Linked DNA regions of Homo sapiens: regions 1 and 2 are each linked to region 3. Evidence: chromatin loops called from intact Hi-C (ENCODE). Cell type or tissue: HCT116. All regions are shown on one strand. Links, peaks and the distances in the headings refer to the core of each region. The heading gives the core; the rest is flanking DNA. Region 1 overlaps CYP27C1 (cytochrome P450 family 27 subfamily C member 1). Region 2 holds the start of GPR17 (G protein-coupled receptor 17). Region 3 overlaps MAP3K2 (mitogen-activated protein kinase kinase kinase 2).

Region 1 (10,771 bases), core at 3,534-7,533, 130 kb before region 3:
CTCCAAATACCATTTCACCGCTGGCCTCTTGCTCAGGTGTCTACCCCGGTTCTTCAGGCAGCCAGAGCCTGGGGGCAACAAGCATCCCTCCCAACTCACCGATGCCCTTCGGGAGGGTGCAGTGGCTGCGGGAGGCACAGCAGCATTTTAGGGAGCTGAGACCTTCCTGAAAACACTCCCCACAGCAGACTTAGTGCAGGGCTCAGAAGATGAGAACAGCTTCCACTTCTTGGGCACAGACTCTGTACGTGGACTGTTTTTACTCCTCACACACCTATCAGGCAGGGATTTGGCCCCTTTTGTAAATGACGTGACAGGCTCAGCTCAGGTGGCTGAGAAACCTGCCAAGGTCCCGGAGCCAGCAAGTGGCAGAACTGAGGGTGAAGCCAGCTTGCCCTGAGCTCCCCCTACACATCGAGCTGCCACTCACATACTCCCAGGGACAGGGGCAGCGGCCACATCCACACAAAGGTGGGATGGCCACTTGGTCCCACCAGCCCCACCCCAGCAGAGTCTCATGGGCCACCTGTGCCTCCAGAGCCAGCCCTGAGCCAGTGGGGGTTCTCCCCACACCTCGTTCTGTGCCTCCTCCCTGGGCAGTAGACCCTTACCTTCTCCAGCTCTGGTGCCCACCCTGAGCCTGACCATCCAGAATCCCTCTACCCCTCCTCCCAGCCAACCAGGCTTCCCTGGTCCCTTACTCTCCCTTCTGCCCAGCTCCGGTCTCCCAGTGAGCCTGGAGGGGGCACCTGCATGACTTGTAGGGGAAAAGTCAAGACACCTGGATCCTGCCCTGCACCTGCCACTGTGGGACTTGGTAAGTGGCTGTTGCTTTCTGAGCCTCGGTTTCCTCATCAGTAAAATGGGGAGATGAGGTCACCAGGCACTCCCCACATTCTCCAAATGTTCAGGCAACGATGGAGCTCCCAAACTTCGGGCCAAGGTTTCCCGTCGCTGAAACAGTCTTCTCCAACTTGCAGGAGAGGCTAATGGGTGGAATTTTCTCCGCCATTGACTTTACTTTTATAAAATTTCCTTCAGGTGTTATTTAGTTCCTGCTATAGCCTGAATCCAGATACGGTGCAAACCCAGAATTATGTATCTTCACATGTAAGGTGTTCTGTAACAACACCCAGGGCTTCCTGATGTTTCACAACCTAAGAAGCTTGAGAACCACTGCTCTGTGTAAATGGTTGGGTCAGTTAAACAAAGGAGACCAGCAAGAGCACCACTGTGCCTTTCCCGGGGGGGGGGGCTGCTGCTGACGGTGCCTGAGAGGCCAGCTCCTAACTGCAGACACGGCCACTAGAGGTGGAGGCGGGGTCCCCAATCCCCACAGGGCCTCGCTTAGACCTCCAGGGTTTCTCAGAGTGTAGCCACGCGGTTGGAGGACAGGGTGGGCACGGGAGATGGGGAGGCATTTTCAAAGGATATCATGCAGAGCTCTTATTTTTGGATAGGGTCTCACTCTGTCGCCCAGGCTGGAGTGCCGTGGTGTGATCACGGCTCACTGCAGCCTTGAACTCCTGGGTTCAAGTGAGCCTCCCGCCTCAGCCTCCTGAGTAGCTGGGACCACAGGTGTGAGCCACAGTGCCTGACGGCTCTTGATCTTAAGTTTCCAAAACCGTCTTTGCTTTTCAACCTGGAAGTCTTTATCCTGTTGTGCCCAGTAGAAAGAGGCCGAACCCAAAGGCCAACGTTTGGCCTCCACGCCCTACCTGGATCACGACGAGGTGAATCTCCAGTTCTGCAATTCTCCGCCCTATGCAGCTGCGAACCCCATGACCAAAGGGGATGGATCCAAAATTGTCAACTCTATCTAAGTCTCCTTTCCGCAGCCAGCGCTCAGGCCGGAACTCCTTGGCCCGAGGGAAGTTCTCATCCTGGTACGATGTGGCATAGTGGCAAAGGGCCAGCTGGGTCTGAGGAAATCAGGGATGACAGAAAAGGGAAAAGGGGCAGAATCACTCAAGAGCAGGGCAGGGCCCAGAGCCCTAGCCGGACAGTCTCCCGGGGTGCTCCCGCCTGGGGGCCGCCCGGGTCCACTCACACCCAGGATGGCAGCCGCTCCCCCCTTCCCACTCCACACTGCACCCCAAATGTCACTGCAGCCACTGAGAAGACCGTCGAGCCCTTCAGAGACTCCCAGCGGTGACTGGCCACTTCCACACGGCCTGGGGAGCAGGCCAAGGAGCATGGGCTGCCTTGCTGGTGAGCAGTAAGTTTCCAGAGCAGTGAGATCACACCATTCCCTTCCTTTCTCCCAACACCCCATCTTCATCTTAAAATACATGCAAAAGAAAAGGAAACCTATTGATCTCTGCTTAGGGACAAAGACTTCCTGAAGGTAGAAGCAGATTCCAATTCAACCCCGACCCGCAAGGCCTGGCCACCCCCATGGCCCCAAACTCACGCCTTTCGGAATCAGATACCCGCCAATAACCAGGTCTTCCTGGGTGACCCGGCCGTTCCCTGGCAGCACTGGAAACAGCCTGGAAAAGAGCCAGCGGGGACGGGAATGGCGTGGTGACTTTCACAGTATTTTATTGAACGTTCAGAACCCTGGATATATTCCCATTTCCATTAAAAATTCTTAAAAAGTAACACATGGTACATTTTCAACTGAAACATTTTGCAAGGACCTTTGCTGCTTCTTTGTTGGCTTGCTTTACCAGCGAGTATTCTGAGGAATGTGGAAAAGACTCCCAAAGCAAAACATTTGCAAAACACAAAGCCAAGCCTTTCACATGCCATTGTGTTCCCAGGAGGGAAATTCCAAGTTTCTAATATTTTATGTGACCACGGGACCACTTTATCAAGGAATAGTTCATAGGACTTAAGGCCCCATGAAATGCATTTGGAGAAAAGATACTTCGGCGATCGGATTATCTCAGAAAACCCTGAATAAAACTTTAATTGACAAATACCAATAAACCCCACAGCCAGCTGCTTCTTTTTTTTTAATTTTGAGGTTCAACAGCATGCTATATAGGTTGACGGTCATTATCAAGTCAGCTTTGAAAGAATTCTTTAGTATATACTGCAGAAAACAAGCTTTGCTTTTTGTCGCAGCATTTCCTCACAGAGGATGCCGTGTTTGGGGGAAGGGATGTAATCCGTCCCTAATCCCACCTCCTACCCAAACCATCCCCTCAACCCAGGACAACCCACATCCCTCCGGCTTTTCTGTTTGTCAGGAAAGCCCTGTCTGGGAGTAATTGAGCCTCACTGGGTGGCGTCTAAACCCAGATGAGAACATTCACTCAAGAACCATGAGGTTTGTATCCAGGTCTGCAAATCAGCTGAACAGGTCAAACTATTTTCCTAACAAATCGATCTTGTTTCGTGTTATCTTCAGAGGAACAAAGTCAAAGGCCATTGACCCAGGAACATTTTGGGAAACCCCCAGTAAGCCAATTGGCTAAAGCAGGGACAATATTCAATGACTGCTCCAAAGATCTTTTTTCTTTTTTTTTTTTTTTTGAGACAGAGCCTCGCTCTGTTGCCCAGGCTGGAGTGCACTGGTGCAATCTTGGCTCCATCACCTAACTTCAAGCGATTCTCTTGCCCCAGCCTCCCAAGTAGCTGGGACTACAGGTGCCTACCACCACGCCCTGCTAATTTTTGTATTTTTAGTAGAGACGCAGTTTCACCATGTTGGCCAGGCTGCTCTTGAACTCCTGACCTCAGGTAATCTGCCTTGGCCTCCCAAAGTGCTGGGATTACAGGCGTGAGCCACTGTGCCTGGCCCAAAGATCTTTACAGAGAACAAGGATTATGTCGACCCATAAAACAGAATGGTCTTTCTGCTATTCTGACAAGAGCAGAGAAAAAATAACAGTCACGAACATCCTCATCCTGAACAGGTCAGCCGGGGGGGCATTTGGAGGACTTGTTGTGATAGAGAACCAGGGACCTAAGGGACACAGTTTGTTGACGGATTCTGGCGAGCCTTTTACCTCAGGGTTTCCTTAAGGAGAGCTCTGACCAGCGGGACCTTGGGGACATCAGCTGCAGTTGGAACATGCCTTTCCCCTAAATTCTTCACAATCTCCCGGTACACCGTCTGCTGCACTTCTGGGTGCCTTGCCAGGAGGTACACAGTCCAAGACAAGGTGAAGGACGTCTAAGGAGAGAAAGTGGCAGACACAGGCAGGCAGTGAGTAACACCAGGGACTGAAACAGAGGCGGTGGCAGGTAGGAAGTCCCCTGGGAATACACACAGCACAAAGTCAAACTCATCCAATTCCATATAGCACCTAATGTCTTACTAAAAACGAAAGACTGTTTCCTTAATTCATGGCAAATAAATAAATAAATAAATAACTGAACGTATTTGGCAAGTGACATTGACTCTATGATTCATGTGCTCCTGTCATGAAGAGCCACAGGAAAAATGATCCTGGAGCTTTTTTTAATCACTGAAGAGCAATATGTCAGGGATGCCGTGGAGCCTGGAGGATCTGCTGGGACTTTGTGTGACCTTCTTTGCAGGGCTTGCTCGGTGTGTGCCAGAAAGGGCCTCAGGCTGCCCCCCGGCATCCCCAGGATGCTGGGCCCGGCCCACTCTGGCTGCCCTAATCTAGAGATTGGAGTGCACAGGAGATCACTAGTTAGCCATCGTGTCCTGCCTTCATCAAGTAAGGTCCACACAGAGCAAGTCAATAACTCGTCTATGCAAAGCAGTGTCTTTTTTTTTTTTTTTGAGACGGAGTCTCGCTCTGTCGCCCAGGCTGGAATGCAGTGACGCGATCTCGGCTCACTGCAAGCTCTGCCTCCCGGGTTCATGCCATTCTCCTGCCTCAGCCTCCCGAGTAGCTGGGACTACAGGCGCTCACCACCACGCCCGGCTAATTTTTTGTATTTTTAGGAGAGACAGGATTTCACTGTTAGCCAGGATGGTCTGGAACTCCTGACCTTGTGATCTGCCCACCTCGGGTCTCCCAAAGTGCTGGGATTACAGGCGTGAGCCACCACGCCCGGTCAGCCATGTCATTTTTTATACCTCTTCTCAAACCTTTCTACTTATTGAAAATAATTGTTTTATTCTCGTAGGTCCCAAGATTTTCGCTAAAATCAATAGTATCATCTATGGGACTACATTTCACTCTCTAGTAAACAAGGAAATGCCACAGTATAAAGGCCTTTCTCTTTCACCAAAAAAAAAAAACTAATTTAAGCAGGCAATATTGATATCATTTTCTTGTAGAAGATATCACGTGTTTTAGAGGGCAGCCCTCTTGTATATATAATATAATGTGCAAGGTCTTATAAATTATAAAAGATTACTTAGATGCTTCCTATCAAGAGAATAGAAAATTTCTATTTAGATCACATTTTTATGGAAAAAATGTGGTATATCCATACAATGGAATACTACTTAGTAATAAAAAAGAATCAATTACTGTTCTATGCCACCACATGAATGAACCTGAGTCATTCTTCTGAGTGCAGGAAGCCAGATGGAAAAGACAGCATGCTATATGATTCCATTCTCATCAATGTTTAGAAAAATGTGGCAGTGGTTTCATAAATGATTCCATCTGTCAAAAATCTGTATCGCATTATGCAGTTTAAATGGAGTTGACTATGCATAAGTTATACCGCAATAAAATCATACTAATTTTTAAAAATCAGTATGAAGTTGTAAGAATTTGTTCCCTGGCTTCTATTGTAGGATGCTAAAAGGAACAGCTTCCTTCTGAATGCCACCTCATTGTGATGTTCTTAGTTACCACCAGGGGACAGGAGGCACAAGCTCAGCGACGAAGCCATTCATTGATTTCTTCACCTTTCAAGTGGTGTCTTAATTTGAGCGAATCCACACCATCACATTCAGGTAGTTAATTAGAATTCTCATTGATTGCATCATTTAGTTTGCATTTAGTTCATATACTTTTTGTTTTATTGTTGCACAAAATCCAAAAGAATAAGGAGTTTATGCTGTGTGGGTTTGTTTTTGTTTTGTTTTGTTTTGTTTTTCGCTTTTACATGCTTAAGTGATATTACAATAAAAATAAAGCCTTGAGGCTTTTTTGCCCCTTTAAGATGTAGGTCTGTGCGGGGCGTGCCTTATTCAAGGCCGGGAAGCACCCGTGCAAAGGAAAAGCTTTGAGATGATGGGCTTGGTTGTTTAGTTTCCCCACCTGTTAATGAAGTCAATGACTCCTACCTTAGAGGAAGCTGTGAGACAGGCAGGGTGTGCGTGCAATGCTTTGGAAACAGCGAAGCGTCACGCAATCTTAATTCTCTCTTTCCACCCGACCACCAGCAGCACCCCAGCCCGCAGCTTCCCCAGTTTCCAGCCAGAAATTTCATTATCTTCCACCCACTGAAAGCATCAGCCTAGCTCCTCCCTGTTTTGCCATTTCCTTTTAGCAAATTTTACAACTGCTTTCACCTGTACCTACACGGCGATCATTTTCACACGTATCCTATTAATTGTATCATATTACACATGTGCTTTTGAAAGGAACTTGGCTCCTTATTCCCCCCGGACCATGCCACCCCCAGCCAGCCAAAAACCCATGTTAACTATCTAGTGTGTTCCCTCCACGCGCTGCTCTGTGTTCGCACAGTCACGGACAGATGTGCAGATGCACACAGCCGGGAGGGGGCGGTGCCGCTGCATCTTACTCACAGGACACAGTATACATGCTGGTCTGCCTCTTCCTTTCCCATCGGATAGCCTGTGGGTTCCCCCCAGGTTAATGGGCAGTGCTCTGTCTCATTCTGATATGAACCCTCCCTGGTCCCAGTGTATCATTGATCTGCCATGCTACTGGGCTCCATTCACAGGGAATTTGTTGATACACACACACACACACACACACACACACGCACTCATCAACCAAACTGCTTTAGTTTACTTTCTTTACACTCTCTTTAGCAGGTTTTGGTTTTGAAGTTATGTTGGCTTTATAGAACAAATTGGGGAGTGAATGAAATGAATTCTTGGCTTTATAAATAAATTCCATGGCCTGGAATATTTTAAATGATAACTAATAAGGTTTTTAATGTCTGTACCCTCTTCATGTATGAAATTATGAAACAATGACAAAATGTTTACAAATCAGGAATGATTTGTAAACTTTAAACATTTATTATCATTTTGTGTGTGTGCTAATGGAATTTTGGTTATGCTTTTCACAGAAATCATTATGCACCTTACATTTAATATACAATCATGCATCGTATAGTGATGTTTTGGTCAATGATGGACCCAATATACAATGGTGATCCCATAAGATTATAAAGCCACATTTGTACTGTAGCTTGCCAATGTTTAAGTATGTTAGATACACACATACTTACCACTGTGTTCCAGCTGCCCACAGTATTCAGTACAGTAACATTCCGTACAGTTGTGTAGCCTAGGAGTAATAGGCTCTACCGTGCAGCCTAGGTATGTGGTAGGCTACCATCTAGGTTTGTGTAAATACACTCTAAGATGTTCACGCAATGACAGGACCACCCAACAACGCATTTCTCAGAACAAATCTGCATCATTAAGTGAGGCGTGACTGCATACACAGAGTTTTCTCCTCCTGGAGCCCCCCAGCAGTGCAGCAGGCCTAGTACAAACATGAACAGTGTGCTAAACAAATCTGCCTTAAAAGTAGACAACGGCCAGTCGCAGTGGCTCATGCCTGTAATCCCAGCACTTTGGGAGGCCAAGGCGGGTGGATCACCTGAGGCCGGGAGTTCGAGACCAGCCTGGCCAACATGGTGAAACCCCCGTTGCTACTAAAAGTACAAAACATTAGCTGGAAGTGGTGGCGGGCGCCTGTAATCCCAGCTACTCTGGAGGCTGAGGCAAGAGAATCACTTGAACCTGAGAGGCAGAGGTTGCAGTGAGCCGAGACCATGCCATTGCACTCCAGCCTGGGCAATAGAGTAAAACTCCATCCTCCCGCTCCAAAAAAGTAGACAACGTCCATGAGGTGATGAGGAAGGGGTTATCGTGTGTTGCTTGCTGAGAACAGGACCCCCAGACTCACCGTGTCGACGCCGGCCAGCAGCATCTCAGTCACGTTGGCGTAGATCTCCTGCAGCGTCAGAGCCTGGCTAAGGAAGAGGTATGTGAGAAGTCCCCCGCTCACCCTCCGGCCTCGGTCCATTTGGTACTGTATGTCCCTCAACTTGTTGTCAACATGAATTTGGCCTGTTTGAAAACAGTATTTCTTTTGAAAGGAGTTTGGGTTGAGAATCATCTTTTCAGTCTCAAAGCCCTCTGTCCTCCCAGTAGCTTAACTAAACCAGTGGCAGGTGACAGAGGGTAAGGAAACCCAATTTATCTAACGTCAACCTGGGAGTTTCACTCATACACTTGCTTATGTAAATGAATGAAAAGTTAAAAGACAAGCTAAACGTATCTTCCTTTTTAAAAATAAGCTGTAGGATATTTGCAGATGTTTGCTTTACTAATCCAATAGCCAAATAAATTATTTATATAATATGAGTAACAAAATGCAAACTCTTTTATTTTTTTCTACCACACTTTCAGAAGAGAAAATGAGTGGAGGGGAAAAGGCCACACATTATTATCTGGGATGTTACCATACAGCACAGACTTCAGGACTTCTATATTCAAATAAATGTTGTGGTTGTTGTTGTTTCCTTAAGACAGAGGCTCGCTCTGTGGCCCAGGCTGGAGTGCAGTGGCAGGATCTCGGCTCACTGCAACCTCCGCCTCCCGGGTTCAAGCCATTCTCCTGCCTCAGCCTCCCAAGTAGCTGGAATTACAGGCACGCGCCACCACGCCCAGCTAATTTTTGTATTTTTAGTAGAGACGCAGTTTCGCCATGTTGGCCAGGCTGGTCTTTAACTACTGACCTCAGGTGATCCTCCCACCTCGGCCTCCCAAAGTGCTGGGATTACAGGCGTGAGCCACTGCACCCAGCCTAAATATTGATCTTGAAAAGACACCATGAAACACTTTATTCAGTGTTAGCATTGCTCTAGAACATTGTTCTAAGCATTTTGAAAATAATTTCTTTATTTTTGGCAATGCTTTTATAGTAAAAATTTTAGTCACATAAGAAAACAAATCTCTTTGTAATCTCACCTTGGATTTGAACAAAAATTGTCACATTCAAATGAATGTGCGTGGACCTGAAACTCTACATTTTAAGCACTGACCAATTTATTTGGAGTAAAGACATCATCTTGCATGGACATTTACTTGTACCTGTCCCTGCTAGCATGCTAGTGAAAATAAAAATTATTTTAAAATGAAAAAACTGATCATGTTACCTGTAGTCACAACCCACATGCTTTTTGCTTCTTTGAAAAACAAATCCATGGCCAGGCGTGGTGGCTCACACTTGTAATCCCAGCACTTTAGGAGGTCAAGGTGGGTGATCACCTGAGGTCAGGAATTCAAGACCAGCCTGGCCAACATGGTGAAACCCCATCTCTACTAAAAATACAAAATAATTAGCCAGGCATGGTGGCAGGTGCCTGTAATCGCAGCTACTCAGGAGGCTGAGGCATGATAATCACTTGAACCTAGGAGGCAGAGGTTGCAGTGAGCTGAGATCACACCACTGCACTCCAGCATGGGCGACAGAGCCAGACTCCGTCTCAAAAAAAAAAAAAATCCAAAAGTTATGGGTCCAAAAACTAACACGTGACTACATCTAGGCATCCTCTGCTATGGTCACCCATTGTCTGGATGAGAGTTAGACACACAACACGGCAGGTCAACCTGCTTCTGCAAAAGGTGCTCTCAATTCTTCTCTTACTGAATTTGAAGAGTCCATCCCAGGACCTGCAGAATTCCCGCCAGGGCTTTGGGATGAAGGGGCGAAGCCATCTGGGGATGGCGCCTGCATACATGGAGGTCTTGAACATGCTAAACATGAGCTCCAGGGCCTCGATGTATTCCACAGTCAGCTGTGGGATGCTGTTTTCCAGGCAGCCCAAACGACTCTCATAAAGGATGGTGGCCACTCCTAGACAGGAAAGAGAATTTGAAAACCCTCTTCTAGATTATTTACCATACCAACAGGCAATGTTGGGCCATAAATGCAACTTTCAAACGTGGTCCAGGTGCCTTTCATGAATGAGGCATCGTCCCTCTGAGGATTTCTCTGCATCCTGAACTGCAGGGTGCTGGCATTTAGGGCTGACAGGTGGTGCTGTTGCTGCTTCACCTAAGGAGCCCCACAGCCCTGGGAGGCACAGATGAAGAAGCCCACTCTCTGGAGGAAATTCGAAGACTCTGAGAGTTTAAGTAGCTTGGCTAAGGCTGCAGAGGAGGACCCTGGGACAGATCTGGAGCACAGGTCTGAAATGATGAGCCCTGGGGAGGGGACAATCACCGAGCGTGTCACTGCTCTCCCCCAACACCCTCCTCTCAGGAAGGAGTCGGCAAACCTCACATGGCCTCTCCCTGCCCCACCTGGCCACTGGGGATCGCCTTCCAGCCACTTGCCCAACTTGAGGAATTGAAAAGTGACTCCTCCTGGCCAAAACGCAGAGCCCAGGCCTGGAGAGCTAAAGGCGCAGCAGAAGTGGCCTGGATGAATCCGTGTCGGGCAGAGCTGTGAACTGTATTTACCAATCACTTCTGGGATGATTTTGTTACTAATTTTAGAGAAAATTAACATCAGAACTCTGCAAAGCTAACTTGAGTGAAAGTTGAAGGTAAGCTTTTTTTAAAAAAGATGAGAAAGCTGATAGAAAGTCCTCCAAGATGCATTCTATTTTTTTTTTTTTACACAAACATCACCATGTTAGACCAACATGCTTTTTTTTTTTTTGAGAT
Region 2 (10,771 bases), core at 3,496-7,495, 330 kb after region 3:
GGTGCCTCTGTCCCAGACTCAGCATGTAGGCCCCATGACCCCACTCCACATTCTGGTGACTCCTCCTGAGCGTCAGGACAACACTCAACCCACGAGGAATTATTTCTGTCTCAAAGATGCAGGAATCAGCTCAACGCCTCAAAACTCCATCACCACGGTCAATGCCCTTGAAGCCATCGACAGTGATCACCCCAATAACAGAAGGTCTGTGAGCCCAGAAATGCCCTGCTCAGGGTGGTTAGCTTCAAGCCACCACCTTTCCAACCAGCCTGGGCCAGTTCTTCCAGACAGCCGCCTGCGGGCACAACAGGAAAGAGACCTGCGCCCCGGCTCAGACACCTCACACCCAGCTGGCTCTCAGGCCAGACAAACTGGGAAGCCCATCTCTCTTGAAGGAAGTCCAGATGGGAAACAGCTTCTCAACAGACCAGATCACAGCATCAGATCTAAAGGTGGCCTTCAGAATTCTTTTTCAGGTTGAATTAGGATCAAATCTAAGAATTCTAAATTCAAAATGCAGCAGAAAAACAAAACACACACACACACGGAGCCTAAGTTCTGGAGTGACATGTGCTTGGGTTCAAATCCTGGCTCTGTTGCTTCCTACTGTTTGTTGATGGGTGAGTTTCTTCATTTGCCTGAGCCTCAGTTTCCTTGTCTGTAAAATGGGGCAATAATCCCAGCTGCACAGGGTGATGTGAAGAGACAAATTTAAGACACTGCCCCTTAAATGCTAGCCACATACATACAGTTTTCAATGTTTAAACAACAAAATGTAAAGTCTTTTGAAACCAGGAAGGGTGATTTGGTTTCCCATGTTGCTGGATGTATCATTTTCAGAAAGACAGAGAGAAATGAACTTTGTTCACTCAGTCTCAGAGGCGGCCGCCGGCAGCATTCAAAGGCACCCCAGCCCGGAGCCACCCCAGGGAGGAGCCCCAGGCCAGCGGTCAGATTCATGGGCTTCCGTGCAGAAGGGGAGCTGCACCGGCGAGCACCCGGCCTCTGAGCTGAGCCGCATCCTCACGGACAGGACAGCGCCCCATTATGAGGCTCCTGCAGCTGTTCCTCGCTCCAGATAAAGGCCATGATTTATTCTGTGTGCCCAAATGGGGCCTCATTATACAGGGCAGGACACAAGGACCCTACAGCAAGTGTCCTCAAAGAGTCGCCTCTCACTCCGTGAGCAAGACTCCTCGGCCTCCCACCCTCCGTTCACAGGCCCCCTCCGCCGTCTGCGGGCGCAGGCCTGGGAGCGCCGCCTGTTGCCATGACAGCCGGCCCCTCCCTGCCCCCCATCAGTAGGAAATCATCCCCTTCTGAAACGTCCTGTTGTGTCCCTCAGCTCCAGCCCAAGCCCCCCACCCAGCCCCCGCCTGCTCTGAGTCTCTGAGACAGTCACACACTCAGACTATGTGGCCAAGCTGGGGGCGGGGGGCATGGGCTAGGGACACACTAGAATATTCACGCTCCGGTGGCAGCAGCAGCAGCAGCCAGAGGAGCAGCCCGACACAACAAGGGACCCCTCAGGAATGAAGCAGCCTTTCAGGGCCAGAGGGGCTGTGGTCTCCCTTCCTCTCCTTAAATAGCCAGCGTTCCACCCACAGCGGCAAGGAGCCCCCTGCCACCACCGACACCCACGGGCGGAGATCACCTGCTGCCCCGCAGACCCCTGTCCCTTCCTCCCGGACCAGCAGCTAGAGGTAAGGGGCAGGCTGGGTGGGGTGGACTGGGAGCCCAGGGCTAAGCAGAGGAAACACTCAGCGGGGAGCCCTGCCCAGGGAGACAGGCAGCAGCCTGTCTCGTCCCATCTCTTTGGTGATGGTCTGACCTGTGCATCGAAGGCTGACCACAGTCTGAATTCACAGCAGCCCACAAAGCGGTGTTTCGTCCCTCTGATGGGGGCTTGCAGAGGGGAAGTGGCTTGCCGGCAGTCCAGGCTGCAATGACAGCACCGCTGCCCCTAACCATTAGGCAGCCTTGACCCATAGAGGAGCCAGATGCCTGGGAGAGGGCTCGGGCCAGGGATGGAGTGGCGCTAATGCAAAGGAAACTGCCACCACCTGGCCATGGCGCTGCCACCACAGGCCCTCCCCGAGGCCACACATGCCCACCTGCCACCTCCACAGAGGCCTATGACCTGTCCTAGATGCTCGACTCACCCACAGCCACGGGACCCAACACTGCCCAGGCCCCGGCCCATGCCACGCCCTTTCCTCTTACGGACACCGGCTCGGTGGCCGTCTGACCAGTGAGTCGTGAGGAACCAGCGAGTCTAGACTGAAGTTTGTGTTTCTAAAGGGCAACAGAGAGTGAAGCGGGGCCCATCTCAGACCAAACTGCAACAATCAGTATCAGAACTCCTCAAACGGGGGACAGAAAGGGAGAAGAAACCTCAGCAAACCTGAAACCAACCAGAAAGCTGTTTAAAATGGAGTCTCAGTCCCAGAGAGAGCGAGGGGCACGCCCTTCGGCCCGGGCAGGAAGTGGAGGGCAGTGCCCAGGCTGAGGCCCCCGGGCTGGAGGCAGGAGGCACCACAGGCCCACCTGGTGCCATGAGATATGCCACCCCTGCCGTCACTCAGGGCCCTGAGCCCAGTAACACTCTGCCGTCACTGTCCTGAAACTCTTCCTTTTTGAGCAAGGGGCTGCACATTCTCATTTCATACATGGGCCCCTAAAATGAGGGAGTGGCCCCAGGGCCAGGAGGGGGTGCTGAGCCTGGGAGACAACTCCATGGCAAACTCTGAGACTGAGTCACACTCCCCACCCTGGCGGTCTTCCAGGGAGTGAGACCGTTTCCCCGGTCTCACTTCCAGCTCCAGGGCCAATGTCCCCTGGTCAAGTGACCTAAGACAAGTTAGCAGACACTCAGCCTTGACTCCCTAACCTGCAACATGGGGCTAAAACTGGTTTGAGCCAGCACAGGCAGGCCCCCACCATGCCAGGCAGAGTGGTCAGTCGTACCTATGAGCTGCTCTCTCGTGGGGCCAGGTGATGCCTGCACTGTGGGGCACAGCACAGGCCTGAGGGACAGCCTGGGGTGGAGGGCACCCACCTTGGCCCCTTCCCACCCCCAGGTTCTAACAAGGGCCCCTCACTCACTGGGCCCCCTCTCCTCTTCCAGTCTCCAGGGCCTCCCCGCACACACCTTCCTCCTCTCCTGCCAACCTGAAAACAGCACACCTGTGTGCCCCTCCCATCTACCATGGGCTGTCCTCTCTGCTTGCCCATGCGTCTGCCCTGGAGCCCTGTTCCTCCAGTCTCCGGGTCCTCACCCCCAGCACATGCAACACGACACCCTCAAAGTCATGGGCCCCCCTCCCCTGCCACCGTCCCACCGGTACCTGCTCCCTGTTCTCCCCTGCCTCACAGGCCCTGTCAAGGGCTGTGTTCCTCCCTCCTTTTACCTCTCCTCCACAGCCCCCTTCACAGCCCTCAGCCCTTCCCCAGGGCTTCAGCCAAGCCTGTCTCCCTCTCCCAAGCATCACTCACCCCGCCTTCTTCGGCCCTCAGCTCTCCGCCCTCACCGTGGTTTTAGCAGTCCTAGGGAAAGTGCCAGCCGAGACCAGCCAGACCAAGTCAGAGTACTGTGGAACCTGGATTCCTGGGGAATGGGGTCCCCATGAGGAACTCCACATTGGACTAAGAACAGACCCTGTTCCTGGAAGCAGCAGGAAACCATCTCTGGTGTTAGAACTTCAGGCATCTTGAAACACTCTGAAGCCGGGGGCAATCTTTTCAGGTAGGGGAACCTGCCTAGAGAAATAGCTAAAAGGTAATATTATTAGGTAGTTGCCCTCCCCTTTGCTTGAGGACATTGATGGCCAGGTGCTCGGGCCAGCCCTCACCCTCCATGTGAGGGCCACAGCAGCTGGCCACTCGCTCTCCTGAAGGAAGGGTGCGGCCCACCCTTCCCTAGGGCTAGGGCCACCACCATGCCTGCTTCTCCTCCATATGAGGATGGCTCCAGCCTCCTCCTCGAGGGGCTGCTGTGTCCATGAACAGTCACCATGCCCTCTCTGCCCCGTGCCACCAGCATCCTGAGACAGCCCTGTGGAATCAGTAAGAGGAGAGGGGCTGGGCGCAGTGACTCATGCCTGTAATCCCAGCACTTTGGGAGGCCAAGGAGCACTTTGGGAGGCCAAGGAGAGAGGATCACTTGAGCCCAGGAGTTTGAGACCAGCCTGGGCAACATGGCAAAACCGTCTCTACCAAAAAATACAAAAATTAGCCGGGTGTGGTGGTGTGCGCCTGTAGTCCCAGCTATTCAGGAGGTTGAGGTGGGAGGATCACTTGAGCCCTGGAGGTTGAGGCTGCAGTGAGCTGATTGCACCACTGCACTCCAGCCTGGGTGACAGAGGGAGACCTTGAAAAAGAGAAAGAAAAAAAGAAAAAAGAGAGGGAGGGGAGGGGAGGGGAGGGGGGGAGGGGAGGGAGGGGAGGGGAGGGAGGGGAGGGGAGGAAGGGGAGGGAGGGAGGAAAGAAAGAAAAAGAAAGAAAGAGAAAAGAAGAAAGGAAGGAAGGAAGGAAAAAGAAAAGAAAAAAAGAAAAAAGAAAAGAAAAAAGGAAAATAAAGAAAAGCAAGCAAACAAGCAAAGCGAAGTGAGAGAGAGAGGAAGGTAGGAAGGAAGGAAGGAAGGAAGGAAGGAAGGAAGGAAGGAAGGAAGGGCAGGGAGAAATGTGCAGAGTGAATTTGCTGCAGGCAGGACCCCGGCTGTTCGGTGCAGAGCCAGGCTCGCCCAGGATGAGGACCCTGCCAGGGCTGTGGCCCGTGCCTCCTCCCCTCCTGCTGCCACAATGGGCACAGGCAGGATGCCAGCTTCTCTTATGCAAACCTCTCTCCAGCCTCTGCTTCAGCCTGGCTGTGCAGGGTGGGGATGGTGGATACTGGGAAGCCAGGTGCCCAGAGGAGCCCCAGAAGCTGTGCCATCATCAGCACCCACCTGGCCGAAGCCCGCTGGTGACCCCAATTCAAAGGCAGGCCAGGTGCGCTGTCCTGCCCTGGTTCCGGGCTGCGGGCTGCTCTGGCCCCACCGCCTGCCCACACTGCCACTCGCAGGCCTGGGTTGGGGAGGCAGAGTGTTTGGGACCCTCACTCTCCTTCTTCAATCTTCTGAGTTGACTAAAATCAAAACAAGAGTGGGTTTCTCTGCTGAGGGTGGGGAGCACCCTATCCAGACCCAGGGTTCACCAGACGGACATGACTTGTTACCCAGGACTGTCACAGGGCTCTGCACTTGGCCTTCAAACGTGGGCAAGCCACGAGGCCTCCAGGCCTCTCTGGGGCTGCAGATCCGTCCTCAACAGCGCTGGCCAGTGTCTCTGACGCTGGGTAAAATGGGTCTTCCCCTCCTGGAAGAGATGCTGCCCCCTGGTGGTGGATCTACTCTGGGAGAGAAAATACTCCCAGCTGGCCTGATACCCAGGCACAGGCTTCTCCTAAACACAGGTCTCCCCACCTGTCAGGATGTCCAAACGGAGTTGGTGGGCTGGATCCAGAAAGCCCCCAAGAGAGATGCTGAAACTCTCAGGTGGGTAAAAAGAGTAGACCTCTGACGTCCCAGGGTACAGCCCTTGCTGCCATCCTGGGGGCACCCTCCTAAGTGCCAGGGGCAAGCCATGGTCAGGGGAAGCAGAAAGCGGTGACACCCCGGCCACTGCACCTGTGGGCAGGTGGGTCAGGGAGGGTCCAGGCACTCAGGATGAACAGAACTCACCTGCCAAGGCTTGGGCTGAGGAGGAGCTGGAATCCCGGAGACACACTGCCCCCGCCCCTCACCACCCCTGTCACTCAGACAGCACACCTCAGAGGCAGAACAGAAAACCCAGAGCCTCACCCAGGCAAGGCTCACGTCCCATTCCCCGCCATGGCACTGACCCGGTCCTCCCAGCTCTGAGGAGCCTCAGATCTCCTGGGTGGCAGGGGTGCAGCTGCATAGCGGCGAAATTCCAAGCCCTGGTTCTGCGTTTGCCTTGTGCTGAAGTTCAGAATGCCTCTGACGCTCACGCACACCAAATGGACAAGGAGGTCCCCTCAGCAGCCCCGTGGGCGGTGCTGAGCTTGAAAGTGGGAGGTTCTGAAGGCATTGGAGGCCTGACTTCTGGACTTCAGAGAGCGTGAAGCTGCCTAGATCGCAAGCTCATTGTGAACTGTTTGCTTGTTCCCTCCAGGCTCTGACTCCAGCCAAAGCATGAATGGCCTTGAAGTGGCTCCCCCAGGTCTGATCACCAACTTCTCCCTGGCCACGGCAGAGCAATGTGGCCAGGAGACGCCACTGGAGAACATGCTGTTCGCCTCCTTCTACCTTCTGGATTTTATCCTGGCTTTAGTTGGCAATACCCTGGCTCTGTGGCTTTTCATCCGAGACCACAAGTCCGGGACCCCGGCCAACGTGTTCCTGATGCATCTGGCCGTGGCCGACTTGTCGTGCGTGCTGGTCCTGCCCACCCGCCTGGTCTACCACTTCTCTGGGAACCACTGGCCATTTGGGGAAATCGCATGCCGTCTCACCGGCTTCCTCTTCTACCTCAACATGTACGCCAGCATCTACTTCCTCACCTGCATCAGCGCCGACCGTTTCCTGGCCATTGTGCACCCGGTCAAGTCCCTCAAGCTCCGCAGGCCCCTCTACGCACACCTGGCCTGTGCCTTCCTGTGGGTGGTGGTGGCTGTGGCCATGGCCCCGCTGCTGGTGAGCCCACAGACCGTGCAGACCAACCACACGGTGGTCTGCCTGCAGCTGTACCGGGAGAAGGCCTCCCACCATGCCCTGGTGTCCCTGGCAGTGGCCTTCACCTTCCCGTTCATCACCACGGTCACCTGCTACCTGCTGATCATCCGCAGCCTGCGGCAGGGCCTGCGTGTGGAGAAGCGCCTCAAGACCAAGGCAGTGCGCATGATCGCCATAGTGCTGGCCATCTTCCTGGTCTGCTTCGTGCCCTACCACGTCAACCGCTCCGTCTACGTGCTGCACTACCGCAGCCATGGGGCCTCCTGCGCCACCCAGCGCATCCTGGCCCTGGCAAACCGCATCACCTCCTGCCTCACCAGCCTCAACGGGGCACTCGACCCCATCATGTATTTCTTCGTGGCTGAGAAGTTCCGCCACGCCCTGTGCAACTTGCTCTGTGGCAAAAGGCTCAAGGGCCCGCCCCCCAGCTTCGAAGGGAAAACCAACGAGAGCTCGCTGAGTGCCAAGTCAGAGCTGTGAGCGGGGGGCGCCGTCCAGGCCGAGCGCAGACTGTTTAGGACTCAGCAGACCCAGCAAGAGGCATCTGCCCTTTCCCCAGCCACCTCCCCAGCAAGCAACCTGAAATCTCAGCAGATGCCCACCATTTCTCTAGATCGCCTAGTCTCAACCCATAAAAAGGAAGAACTGACAAAGGGGATCCATCGGCCACCCCTCTGCAGGGGCTTGTGATGGCTACAATGGCTCCTAGACACTCAACGACTTCATCTGTGGCAGGGAGAGAGGAGGCCGGAAGAACAACCCCTGAACAATGGAGGCCTTTCTTTCCCGCTAGGCTCCCAGCCTCCTTCCCGCTACAGAATCGCTCATCGGCGAGGCTCAGCAGAAAGACCCTGAAGGCAGGCTGCAAATGACCCAGAAGAGGGACCTGGGAGTCCTGGTGGGGACGGGGAGGGAGTCTCAATACTCCTTTGCAGTGCAAGGTACTCTGAGTCCCCTCTGTAGTGCCTCTGCCAGACACACACTGCCTGAGTTGAAGAGACACAGGCCACACATTTCAGGCTGGTTGCCAGCGGACGTCAGCACTCACGGCCTGCAGGGACTCAGCACAGCTCTGGATTCTGGATCTCTCCTGCTGTAACCCCACGCACAAGCCTGCAACCCCCAGAGCTCTTTGACAGGCTCCCAGGCCTCCCAGTCCTGGACAAGCATGTGCAGTCACGGGAGCTCAGCTCAGGCCAGGGCTGGGCTGTGCACCTGCCTCCCACTGACCCAGACCCACTTCCTCCAGAGAGGCCTCTCTCCGCCTGAGCTATTTCCCTTGCTAGTGTGCAGATATTTCCCTAACATGTCCTTTTTTGTATTTGTTTGTACGGACCATAAATATAACTGTAGCTTTAAGACTACACAGGTTGTTATGTTTGGTCAACATGAAGCGTTTCCCAGAACTTCTCTGACCCAAGAATGGTGAAGTGGTGGTACAGTGGCAGAGGCAGCCTCGTGGGCTCTCTTGCTGGGGCTCTGGCAGCTCACAGCACATCTGCCCAGATTCTGAGGTTCTGCACTGTGGGGCTGGGAGGGCCAAGTAGGGGCCCTCATTCCTCACTCTAGCTGCCACCCTGCACCGTCCTTACGGCAACATGCTTTTGTAGCATGTTTGACTTTCCAAAACGTTTCCAGCATCTTTCAGATTTCCCCAACCAGCCCTTGGGGCAGTGGCCCTGTGCAAACCTTGGCTCAGGAAGGAGATTGGGCTCGCTCCACACACCCTGTCGGCGACGTTGCTGGTCAGCACGAGCTCCTGGTGCTGTCCCTCGGCCCCTGCACTGCACCGTCTGCCCCTCAGCCCTTCATTTAGACAAGCTGCTCAATGCCAGGCACCGCCCAGCTCCGAGGACAGTGGGCCGGACGCCAGGCCCCAGGCCACGTGCCTCTCTCACGGGCAGCACACGGACAAGAGCTCGGTAGTGTCGGGGAAGCATCTCGGAGGAGCTGCGGGAGGGAGCAGAGTGCCCGGACAGAGAGAGTGTGGCAGGGGAAGCATGGCTGGGGCCTCTGGGGGTCGGCGCTGCCTCTCACTGATACAGGGGACGCATGCAGAGGCAGCCTTGGTGGTCAGTGGAGGAGAATCCCAAACTGCTTGTGCCTCATTGCGTTTGGGATGCCTGGTGGACACCAAGTGGAGGTGACATGTGGGCAGCTGAGGACAGCGAGAGAGAGGCCTGAAGTGGAGCCTGGAATTCTCCAGACACATGTGCCATTTAGGGCTCTAGGATTCTGTCTGCAAGGGCAGCCATGAGGGCCGGGCACGGAGCCCCAGACGACTCCCCATGGAGAGACAGGGAGAAAGGTGACTCAGAGGAGGGGAGTGAGCAGGTGCAGCTGTGGGGGCGGGCAGAACCACAGGAACTCAGGGTCCCGGGTGCCAGAAGGGGGGCGTTTCTGCACCTCAGCAGCTGTGGTGAGGGCTGCTGAGGGGTCAAGAGGAGGTGTGGGTCCCTGGGCAGATGAGGCCAGGGTAGCACACGCGAGGGGCAGCGGGTGTGCTGGGAGAAGCCGGGGAGGAAGGCCCAGCAGTGTTTTTAACCCAGCTCCCCAGCCCAGTCCTTCAGAAAGGACGAGAGAGTGGCGTGGAGAAGCAAGCCCTGGAGAAAGTGTGGGGATGAACAGGGCTCACAGACAGAGGCCGGGCTGCACGGGATCTCAGAGCTAGGGCCAGGGGAGGTGGGAGACAAGGCCACCTGCTATAGGGACAGTGCTTGGGAAGGGAGGATGAGAGACCAAGGGTTCGCAGAAGGTGGGAACTTCTGGAGTACCCATGAGGTTTGTGGCCCTCAATTTAGAGTAAATGTGGGCATCTCCCTCCAGCCACACTGAGCTGCACAGGTACAGGCAGGAGAAGGTGGACAGGTGGGGTCAGTAGATGGGGTGGCCAGGGGGGTGGCAGAGTGTGAGGATTTCTCATGGCTCCCGAGAGGCTGCCAGGAGCTCGCTGAGCGTGGGGCCCTGTAAACTGGGAGCTGGACTATCCGCCCCGGGGTGACCTGGAGGGAGGGCAGCTACATCAGTGCAGGCTGCAGCACCGGGACCCTTCTGCGCCCTCAGCAAGTGGGTAGCACACAGGAGAGGTGGCAGGTGTGCCAGGAAGGGCTGTGGCCCAGTCCTCTCTGGCCCAACACGGCCACCTCACCTGCCGGCATTCTTCACAAAGCCCAGGTCAGCCAGCTCCACATCACACAGCTCGCAGCGGAAGCAGCCCGGGTGCCAGTTGTTGTTCATGGCCTTGATGACGCGGCCAATGATGAACTCACCTGGAAGAAGACAGGTCCCTGCTGGCTGGGGAGCACGTGCCTGTCCCCTCTTCGGACCCTCCCAAGCCCTGTCCACCTAGCACTCCGCCTGCTCTCTGCCTGGCCCATGGGCTCCCTCGTGGGATGGTGATGCCTGTAGGGGGCCTGACGGCTGCCGCTCAGAGAGGCAAGGTGGGGAGTTAGGAAAGAGCTGGGCCAGTTCTGTGTACCCCCTCGGCCCCCTGCCCCCCGCCACTGCTGCCCACTTCCCAGGCAGCCCAGGATGTGTACTGTCACCGGCCTTACCGCAGGATCCACAGCACGGAGCAAACAGCATTTGGAAGTCGTGTTCGCAGTACTTCCGGCCTTCAAACTGCAAAGGGGTCGCAGAGAGAGGACAAGCAAACCACCTATCATCCCCATGAGCAGCCCAGGCCCTTGTTGGGTCAGGACCTGACAGCAGGGGATGAGGCACTGAGGCAGGGGCATGCCGGGCTGAGGCTGGAGCAGTGGGTCCCAGGCCTGGCCAGAGAGGACACTGGCCCTTTTGGGATGGTGGGGTGCAAAGGGAGGTGCCCCCGTGGAAGCTGGAGAGGTCCGTGAGGCCACCTGTCAAAGGGCCACTGGTGTCTACTGAGGATCTGGACCCTGTTGGTCCGGAGAACAGGCTGGGGGCGAGGCGGTTTTAAGCCAGGAGGGATGAGATCCAGTCTGAAGTGTAGTGTCACTTGGTCCTATTTCGTATACCTTCTCTGTGGGAGTATCCAGCTCTCTCAGAGGCCATGAAGA
Region 3 (10,771 bases), core at 2,513-6,512:
CTAATGGAAAAGGTAGACAACATGCATGAACAGATGGTGAACAGAGCGATGGAAACTACAGGAATGAGTCACATGAAAATGCATGAAATGAAAAACAATGACAGAAGTTAAGAATTCCTTCAACAGGATCATAAATAGATGCAACAAGGCTGAGGAAAGAATCAGTGAACCTGAAAATAGATCAATGGTGGGGGAGAGAGGGAGACAGGGAGAAAGGGAGAGGGAGGGAGAGAGAGAGACAACAGAGGTATGAGACAGTATCAAATAGTCTAGTGTATAGGTAATAGGAATCCCAAAAGAAAAAGGAAGAATGAGACAGAAAAAATACTTGGAGAGGTAACAACTGAGAACTTTTCACAGACAAACTATAAATATAATAAACTGAAAGAACACCAGCTGGGAACCCTACACAAATATACCTAGACACGTCATATTCACACTGTAGAAAATCAAAGACAAAATCTTGAAAGCAGCTGGGGCAGCTGTGGGGGAAGAAAGCATATTACATATGGAGGAACAAAGATAAGAATTATAGCAGATTTCTCTTCAGGAAGTATATAAGCCAGAAGACAATGGGACAATAGCTTTAAAGTGCTAGAAAGGCCAGGTGCAGTGGCTCACACCTGTAATCCCAGCACTTTGGGAGGTTGAGGCAGGTGAATCAGCTTAAGCCCAAGAGTTCAAGACCAGCCTGGGCAACACAGCAAAACCCACTCTCTACAAAAAATACAAAAATTATCTGGGCATGGTGGTGCATGCCTGTAGTGCCAGATACTTGGGAGTTTGAAGTGGGAGGATTGCTTGAGCCCAGAAGGCAGAGGTTGCAATGAGTTGAGATTGCACCACAGCCTGAGTGACAGAGTGAGATCCTGTTTCAAAAATGAAGGAGAAATAGACTTTTTTCAAACAAACAAAAGCAGAATGAACTCAGTACCAGCATGCCTATATTACAAGAAAGGTTAAAATGCAGTTTTTCAGGCAGAAGGAATTTGATACCCAATAGATCTTGGATCTGTCTTTGTTTATACAGATTTTGGATATATACAAAGATCTATAAAAATGAATAGACTGAAGATATATATAAAAGACATTTTTCTCTTATTTTTAATCACTTCAAAAGATAGCTGTCTAAAGCAAAAATAACAGCAATATAGCATGGGGTCAATATGGATATAAAAGTAAACTATGACACACTAGCACACAAAAAGGAATTCAGAGTATGCAAATAGTGCTGCAATAAACATCTTTGAACATGAATCTTTGTATGCACTGCTTACACAGTAAGGTCTGAATGCTTTGCAATCCAGCCTGAGTTACCACTGTAGGCCTATTCCCACTATTTCAAGTAAGATACTCCCACATCAGCCAAAAATTGAACTATTCCCCATTTTTAGATGATGTTATGGCCTCTTGCACATTATCTCCTCAGCTGGTGATTTCTACTCACATTTAAATGCTATACAATAATTATTTCTCCATGTATCATCTATCCCATTAGATTATGTCTTGGAGATTATGTTTGAAATCTCAGTGGTAGGCATTCAACAAGGATATGTGGAATGCATGGATAAAGAATGACTAGTTGGTAATAATTTTCCTAATACAAGTGAAGAACAGAATTATCTAAAGTAATTAGCAGTGATACCATGCTTATACCTGACATTCCAACCACCTTTAGAAACACCATTATTACCTTTTTTGAGTAGTTCATCTGACCCCAAAAACTCACTTAGTATTTATTCCTTTTAATAATATAAAATTCTGCAAAGATTCTGCTCTACATTTCACTATACCAAGTTCTATTACTTACAACGGCTGGGTGGGCTGATGTCCATTACGGTCAAAGTAGGATTGTCTATGTCACTTCCCCTTCTTCTTATTCGACTATCATCATACTCTGGGGTAAAGATACTGCTTCCACTACTAGTGCTTAAGGAATGATCAGTAGGACTGAAACTCACAGGAGACCGTAAGCTGGTCCCCTGGGTCCTTCTAGCTCTTGGAAAAGTTTTACGACCTAAAAAATGAAAAGAGAATGACCTTATACCTTTTATTAATATGTTATACTTTTAAAGTATTTAAAATTTGTAATGTAGAGAATAGAAATTTGTCCTGTGACTAGGCTAAGAAACTCAAATAGGAATGATTGGGTGGGAAAAAATAAACAGGATCTGAATACAAATTCAAATAATCTCTTATGATAAAACATGTATGAGTGTGCACACAGAAACATACACACACACATCTTAAAAAGGAACCTCCTCACTTCTGGATAAAAAGGAGGAAAAAAATTTACTCTCATTTCCAATAATGATTTTAAAATCTAAAACAAAGATGCAGAAGTTCACAGGTAGTAATTTTTTTCTTTTCTTTTTGAGATGGAGTTTCACTCTTGTTGCCCAGGCTGGAGTGCAGTGGTACAATCTCGGCTCACTGCAACCTCCGCCTCCAGGGTTCAAGCGATTCTCCTGTCTCAGCCTCCCAAGTAGCTGGGATTACAGGCGCCCACCACCATGCCCAGCTAATTTTTTGTATTTTTAGTAGAGACGGGGTTTCATCACGTTGGCCAGGCTGGTCTCATACTCCTGACCTCAGGTGATCCACCCGCCTCGGCCTCCCAAAGTGCTGGGATTACAGGCATGAGCCACCGCACCTGGCCAGTAATTTTTTTTCTTAAAGGGATGATGTAAGTATCAATCTCATCATCAAAGAGTAATTTTCTAATATCATTTAAAAGTTACTCCTTTTGGATGGGTGCAGTGGCTCATGCCTGTAATCCCAGCACTTTGGGAGGCCAAGGCAGGCAGATCACTTGAGCCCAGGAGTTCGAGACCAGCCTGGGCAACATGGCAAAACCCCATCTCTACTAAAAATACAAAAATTAGGCCGGGCACGGTGGCTCACGCCTGTAATCCTAGCACTTTGGGAGGCCAAGGCAAGTGGATCACTGGAGATCAGGAGTTTTGAGACCAGCCTGGCCAACATGGCAAAACCCCATCTCTACTAAAAATACAAAAATTAGCCAGGTGAGAATCGCTTGAACCCAGGAGGTGGAGGGTGCAGTGAGCAGAGATCATGCCACTGCACTCCAGCCTGGGTGACAGAACAGAGTGAGACTCTGTCTCAGGGGAAAAAAAAAAAAGAAAGAAAGAAAATTACTCCTTCTTGGCCAAGTGCAGTGGCTCACACCTGTAATCCCAGCACTTTGGGAGGCTGAGGCAGGAGGACCGCTTGAGCCCAAGACTTCAAGACCAGCCTGGGCAACATGGTGGGACACTGTCTCTACAAAAAAAATTTTTTAATTAGCTGGGTGTGATGGCAAATGCCTGTAATGGCACACACCTGAACTCAGGAAGCCAAGGCAGGAAGATCACTTGAGCCCAGGAATTTAAAGTTACAGTGAGCTAAGATCATGCCACAGCACTCCCGCCTGGGCAACAAAACCTTGTCTCTTAAAACAAAAAATTATTCATTTTCTTTTAAGGGATAACCAAGTCTTATAAGTTGTCATAAAGCCAAAATGCCCATTATACTTTTGTTATAACACAATTCCTCATATTTTTCTAATGGTATTAACACAAATATGAGGTTTTAAAAAATTTTTGTATTTATTTTTGTTGTTGAGATTTTTTAACTATTCTTGTGGTCTAATTGCTAGAAACTTACCATCATTATACTCTTGATGATGATATGAAACATGATACCTTCTTGGATATGTTCCTCCTTTTCCAAATTTCTCAAAGATAGGGTTATCATAGTCTGTTAAGACATATAAGATGGTTATCTTTTATTTAAAAAAAAAAGTTAAATATTTCTAATGATGAAAAGCACATTTATAAATCTTTATTTGACTTTTCAAAAATCCCCCCTCTCCCTCCCAGCCAAAACATTATCCAATGACATAAACATTTAAACATTTAGAATTTATAAAGTCTAACCTGAAAATTCCTGATGATTATCTGGGTAGCTCTGAGCCCTAGGCATTCGTGATTTTGGATAGCTCTCTCTATAAAGAAAAAACATCACATTAAGTTTACAGAAAGAACGTAAGACATTAAAAAGAAAATCTTTGAGCAATATCTATATCTATCTGTGCCTCTCTGTATGTGTTTGTGTAAAGGAGCTCACTTTGAAAGGTTAGCATACCTAAAAAAGAAAAACTACACTTACTTGGTACATGTAGGCAAAGAGCATGACTTAAAATTAACCTTACAGTACAGTGGAAGAATGACGTATTTTGGAATCATTAGGTGTTTCTAAGCACTGTGTTTCAATCCAAGCTCTGCCACTTAACTATGTAACCTTGGCAAATCACCCTTCTGCATCAACAAAAAAGATAATTTCCAACTATTCAAGTGTACATAAGTAAGGTATCCAGGATAGTGTTTTGCAAATGGTAAGTACTCAAATATATAGCTTTCTCGTTACTACTTCCCTGAATTTCTTAAATGTCTACCTTAAGATAGACATTGACACAGACAGAAATTTCATATACATGGATAAAAGAAACTTAAATGTGCATTCCCACGCAATATTAGTTATTTTTTTCAGAATTTGCTTTCATAAAGCAATTCCAGAGAGGATTACCAAGAATACTGTCCTATTGAGACCAGGAGGGGGAGCACGTGTAACAAAAAATTCACATTTTGCAACTTTATCCTGCTCATATTCCTGAACAGCTTTTTCACAAAAGTACTTAAATTTTTGCCTACATGTACCAATGTGACACAGTGGGCTACAATTTCCAAGAATTTAAATTATTTCTAATCTGGTGCCAGAATGAACATAATCCTGAACAGGTGAAATAACTCAGGAAATTTCCAAAACCAAACATATTAATGTAAAAGTTGATAGCACTTTTCATAAACACAGTTTTAAAAGTAAATGTACATAAATTCTAAATTTGATTTGCCTTCAAACACACAATTTTGACAAGCAGGAATACTCAAACTATTATAATCAGATTTCCTTTTAACTAACAAAGATACTGAGTCCCATGAGGTAAAGGGATTTATCCACACTGTGCAAAAATTCATCTGCCGTCATCATACACAAGTACCAATTCTATTCCTCTGAATGTAGCACAAAAAAGTTACTGATAATTCAACATTCTATCTGTATGAATATTTACTCATATCTATTAAAAAAGAAAACTACAGTAAGCTGAGCATGGTGGCTCATGTGTGTAATCCCAGCGCTTTAGGAGACCAAGGCAGGAGGTTCGCTTGAGCCCAGGAGTTCAAGATCAGCCTGGGTAACAAAGTGAGACCCCCATCTCTACAAATAATACAAACAAAATAGCCAGATGTGGTATTAATAGCAAATGCCTTTGGTCCTAGTTCCTCGGGGGTCAGAGGTGGGAGGACTGATGGAGCCAAGGAGGTCAAGGCTGCAGTAAGCCGCATTCACGCCACTGCGCTCCAGCCTGGGTGACAGCAAAACTCTGTCTCAAATAAACAAATAAACCCTCCAAAAACTACGATAAACATTACCCATCCAAAGGACTATCAAGTGATGGACAACTTCCTGAGCCAGAATTTTCAGGGCTGCTTAAAGATAATGGATCCAGCATCTAGGAAAAAAAGGAGTTCCACCATGATTCAATTTGATATAACCAAAAGTTGCTTATTAAAAAAACCTGCCTTAATTAGACATACTTCATGTAACATAAAATTCACCCATTTAAAGTATACAAGTCAAGGCTTTTAGAATACTGAGAGTTGTGCAACCCTCACTCACAATTTTAGAACAATTCCATACTCAATAGTGGTCACTCTCCAGAGTTACTCATTTTCAAATGTCCCTTGTAAGCAAGCCACGACTTCAAAATTTCCTAAGAGAAAAATATTCTTTCTCTATAGACTATTGACTAAATAATTAAAAGCTACAATATTTCACACTATTTTGCTTACTGAAAACTGAACAATGGCCCCACCCAAACTGAGACTAATGACACTATGACTATTACATTATTAGAAAATGTAAACTACTATAATAGTGTGAACATATAATGCGATGCAATGCAATGTTAAGGGAATAACAGCAACTCCATGAAAACATTTTAATACTATAAAATTGAAGTATTTTTTAAATGTTTCAGAAAGTTCACAAACCTCAGTTTCACAAAGGTAAATATTTGTAGTTTCATTCTATCTTTCAAATGTTTAAAAAAAAAATCTGGCTGTTAAATTACAAAGCAAATGCATTATCATTCACTCACTCTCATTCATTCACTTATTGAGCAATATAAAACCAGCTGTATTCCAGCTTTCTTTATACAGGCACATGTAAATTAATGGGCATTTTCCTATATTTTTTCTATTTTGTTCAGTTAAGAAGATATGTAATTAGAGAAGAGATAATACACACACACACCCAGTTACGTGCCAAATCACACTGACCCTGACAACATCTCTTTAAATTAAATTTAAAAAATCAAACTTTTGCTTACTTGGTCCATGCTCTCTGGAATGAACTCTCCTTCACTGTTGATACTAGTGAATGACCCATTCCGGGCAACCTGGTGTAATTCATCTGGAATGTAACCTGGGGGAGGAGAACTTCTATCTCTACTAGTAGGACCTCAAGGAAGAAAAATAATGTAATTTATAATTATAGGCAAGGGAATCAAGTTTTGTTTTAAATAGGCTATATTTCTGAATTATATCATTAATAATTTCAGCAAAAGAAAATTCAATTTTTATTAAAACTTATCAGAACATTCATTTGTAAATCTTCAAATGGCTTTATAACCTTTGTAAATTCCCACCCTATCATAATTATTAACCTCACCATAATATTCATTTATACTCACTAGGTAGGATGGTATTCTGACTGCTGATAGGATGATAATACAATATAGATTTCTGGCATTAAGACAGTTTATTTAAGTAATCACATTTCTTATGAGACAATAACCCACTCTATTTTACTTGGTTCTGTGGAAATGATGCTATATTTATTAGTACAGTGTCTCACCTTTCCTCATAGTTTTTTGAAATTAAACTATGTGAGCATTTAAGTTCTGGTCCAATTTAAAGCAAAAAACATTTTAGCCTTATGTAAAGGAGTCATTGTGAGTATATGCAAGCATTTGTTAGTGAGACAGGGAGGAAAAAGAAAGCAAAATTATTACCAAGACATGTGCATAAAAGAGAGTACTGTCTACACTTGTCTGTAAAATGATTAGGAGCTCAATTTGAGTCAGGATTGATTTAGGCTTCATAACAACTGTAGCCACAATAATACTGGTCCCTAATATTTTTATTCCTTCCATATACCCGTGCTTACAAAAGATCAATATAGTCAATTACTAAAAGGAGATAGGACCAAAAAAAAAAAAAAGCTATGAAAATTTTGTCTCCTTATTTGACAACCCTTTTTCACAGTAATGCGTATGCCAACGCACTCTTGGTTGAGACCTGTTTATCAGCATACACTCCTAACCTAAAGGAGTTTTTCCTCCATCTCCCTTTTATAAAAACAATTAAAAAGAATAACTGCCAACATATAAGAAAAATAGATAATGGTCATATCTAGCAAAGCCATTCCAAGTTTAAAGCAGTGCCAATAAAAGACCACTAATTCTATACTTTATGATTTCCAATTTCTTCTTATGCTGGCACTGACGTCAAACAAGAATATTTATTAGAATAAGACTGAGGTATTCAGTGTAATTTTAATTCAAAATATATTTAAAATGTCAATTTAACTAGTACATTTAGCTTGTTTTGTCTAATGCAACTAAAGTGAATTAGAGCTGGGCACTGTGGCTCACGCCTGTAATCCCAGCACTCTGGGAGGCCAAGGTGGGTGGATCACATGAGGTCAGGAGTTCGAGACCAATCTGGCTAACAGGCTGAAACCCCATCTCTACTAAAAATATAAAAATTAGCCAGGCATGGTGGCGGGCGCCTGTAATCTCAGTTATTCAGGAGGCTGAGGCAGGAGAATCACTTGAACCCAGGAGGCAGCGGTTACAGTTAGCTGAGACCGCGCCACTGTACTCCAGCCTGGGTGACGGAGTGAGACTCTGTCTCAAAAAATAAATAAAATAAAGTGAATTAGCAATTTTTTAAAAAATGACAAGTACCGTAATGTGATAAGAAATGGGGATAAAGAAAGAAATGTACAATGAACATCTGAGCTTTGTACAATGTACAAAATGTATAAATGTACAATAAGCTTTCTAGTTTGAAAAGTAAAATGTACAAGTGTTCTCTCAATTTAATGCTACAACAATCCCATGATTTAAAGATGAAGACACATTTACTGGTCTCAGGTTCATCAGAGAGCTGGAATTTGAATTTGGGTGTTTCAAATGTTCTTTCACCAAATTTTAAAACTATATCGAAATATATCTGAATGCAAAAGACAAGCCATTTGTATTTTGCTTGTGTATCACCTCTGCTGCTCGCATTTCTGCATTCCTGAAACCCAAAGTAGGACTTATTTAAGACAGACACTTCGAAGAGAATGGTCATAAAATAGCTTCTTCTGGGGACCAAAAGAGAACATGAATAATGTCTATTTTTTTGATGGTCCACATGCCAATTCAATTTTTTCTTTGATTATCAACAATCCTCTTCTGTTACCAATCTTTTTTAGATTCCCAACCACATTTGTTTTTCCTCCTCTTTAACTTTTCTCTTTTAAATCCGCCCCTCATACATGTTTTCATGCCATCTTTAATGGCCATACTCACTGCCCTCTCTCAAAGAACATTTATACCAGCGGTTTTTTGAAACAATGTTAATGCTTTTATCAAATAAAAATGTAGATTATCAATGTTTTATACAAATTGAAGAACAGACAGAATGGGGAGTTGAGAGTACCTGTGTCAAACTCATGTTGCACGAATAAAGCCTCCTTAAACTACAGCATGCAAGATCTTTATTTCTTTATATCATAATCTTAATTATAACAATAAATTAATGGCAAATGAAAATGAATACTAATAAAGTAATAATAAAGCATAATATAAAAATTCTTAGTATCTTTATTTTGAGAGCATTCTTGGCAATCACTAAAACCCTAGAGAAAGGCTTGTGAATTTACACTCTATTAATTTTAATACATTATAATTACTTCTTTTAATTTTTTTCCTCCATTCTATTTGTACAATTAAAACCTTTTTTTTTGAGATGGAGTCTTGCTTTGTCGCCAGGCTGGAGTGCAGTGGCACAATCTCGGCTCACTGCAACCTCCGCCTCCCGGGTTCAAGCAATCCTCTTGCCTCAGCCTCCTGAGTAGCTGGGACTACAGGCATGCACCACCACGCCCAGCTAATTTTTGTAATTTTAGTAGAGATGGGGTTTCACCATGTTGGCTAGGATGGTCTCGATCTCTTGACCTTGTGATCTGCCCGCCTTGGCCTCCCAAAGTGCTGGGATTACAGGCATGAGCTACCGCGCCCAGCCTAAAACCTCTTTAAAGTTTTATTTGAATTTGTTAACATTAAAATACCCTGAGTATATAAATAAAGAATTTAAATTGGAGATTACTAATCCTGTAAACTTGAATTTCCAAGGGACGTCAAATATTAGAGTGTATTTAAATTAAATTATAGGAAGTAGAGAAATAAAATATTATTTATCAGGAATATGTTTAGGTGCCACACTACATTAAAGGATGGAGAAGAAATTGAGAAATCATTCATTTCATAATTCAGACACTAGTTTCTTACCTATTATAGATAGCCGTTTTTTCCTCTCTGCTCCAAATACTGTATTATCCAAATCTTCTAGTGATGGCAATGGTTCTAAATTAGTAGCCTACAAAGGAGAAAAGACAGTTAATGCTATTCTTCCTCCTTGGGGCTTTAAACAGAATCCTCTCCCCTACCAAGTACAAAACATTTTATATTGTTTGTGAGCCTTAATCAAATCCTCTACTCTTTGAAATTTTAATTCTAACATAATTCTAAGTTGTCAGTTTCTATTAGCTTCGTATGTACAACATATTATACTTATTTATAACTATGACTGTGGTTTTTGAGGAGTAAGGATATTAAAGTATAGTAATTAAAGGATGTAAGTTTACATTTAATCATAATGAAAATATTGCAATGATTATAGAATATAATTATGTTTCATATGTTAACTTTTACAAGCCTAAGTCCTATAATTCTTACTGAAAAAAATATCCCAAATCATACCTGTGTACTTCCATTTATTACAAGTAATATCTTGAGGCTCTTCATATGAATACTACGATCCAGCAGTTCCACAGCTTTGTCCAAGTCATCTTGAGTAGTTAATGGAATTACCAACTAAAAACAAACATAAGGAACCATGCAGCTATCTCACCAGGTCAAGTTCTTCCATGAGCATCTCCACTACTAAGGAATTACAAATGTCAAAATACCTTGCTCTTTGATTTGTTACTATGATGAAAGTCTGAATGTGTATGTGTATATTGTTTTGCCCTCCTCATTCTACCGCCACTAAAATCTTAGAATGAACATGTATGTTTTTAAATTTTTCTTTATTAATCATTACATTCTTCTAGAAAATAACATTTAAAGATTAATTTTCTAGGATATTTCCATAATATTGCTAAATTTAAGTTATAGTATGTTCGCCCCTAAAAAGAATGAAGAAGTACAGACAAAGACCATATGAAATAAAGGTACTACTTTTCTTCTGTATAGATGAAACTCAGTTCTTTTTTCAATAGTAACCACAAATTTGCACTCTCAGCTGGTGTGCTCTTCAACATACCAACATCCTGAGCACCTGCCATGGAGGACAGCTGCCATGGAGGGGTACCA

Evidence for each region. A loop is a pair of places that touch in the nucleus more often than their neighbours do. Peaks named below come from ENCODE experiments on the same cell type or tissue, not always from the same donor. Only the 100,000 strongest peaks of a DNase experiment are listed, where the experiment ranks them.
Region 1: it touches region 3 in a loop (9-fold over the local background); 7 of 110 quality-filtered maps call a loop at or near these places.
Region 2: it touches region 3 in a loop (2.4-fold over the local background); 7 of 110 quality-filtered maps call a loop at or near these places.

The regions. Positions count from the first base shown.
Region 1 is chr2:127,191,376-127,202,146 of GRCh38, forward strand. CYP27C1 (cytochrome P450 family 27 subfamily C member 1) reads right to left here. Exons shown (of 9, transcript NM_001367502.1): 4 at 9,747-9,956; 5 at 8,001-8,164; 6 at 3,960-4,126; 7 at 2,414-2,492; 8 at 1,719-1,922. Among named protein-coding and RNA genes, the nearest start is that of CYP27C1, 24 kb to the right of the region's middle. RefSeq lists a silencer at 5,578-5,872. In HCT116, for the core only: CTCF peaks have their summits at 5,739 (motif pointing right) and 6,614 (motif pointing right); DNase peaks (open chromatin) are centred at 5,746 and 6,636; H3K4me3 peaks cover 1,148 bases.
Region 2 is chr2:127,644,542-127,655,312 of GRCh38, forward strand. It overlaps LIMS2 (LIM zinc finger domain containing 2), which reads right to left. Exons shown (of 10, transcript NM_001161403.3): 3 at 10,289-10,355; 4 at 9,883-10,003. GPR17 (G protein-coupled receptor 17) reads left to right here and starts at 1,612. Exons shown (of 2, transcript NM_001161417.2): 1 at 1,612-1,703; 2 at 6,175-8,098. The coding sequence starts at 6,195. The coding sequence ends at 7,214. RefSeq lists enhancers at 4,419-5,146, 5,173-5,467, 5,873-6,600, 6,601-7,326, 7,746-7,805 and 1 more. In HCT116, for the core only: a CTCF peak has its summit at 5,375 (motif pointing left); a DNase peak (open chromatin) is centred at 5,360.
Region 3 is chr2:127,320,236-127,331,006 of GRCh38, forward strand. MAP3K2 (mitogen-activated protein kinase kinase kinase 2) reads right to left here. Exons shown (of 17, transcript NM_001371910.2): 6 at 10,157-10,270; 7 at 9,686-9,773; 8 at 6,452-6,582; 9 at 5,493-5,572; 10 at 3,939-4,006; 11 at 3,667-3,759; 12 at 1,811-2,017. Among named protein-coding and RNA genes, the nearest start is that of ERCC3, 31 kb to the left of the region's middle. In HCT116, for the core only: a CTCF peak has its summit at 4,623 (motif pointing right); a DNase peak (open chromatin) is centred at 4,591.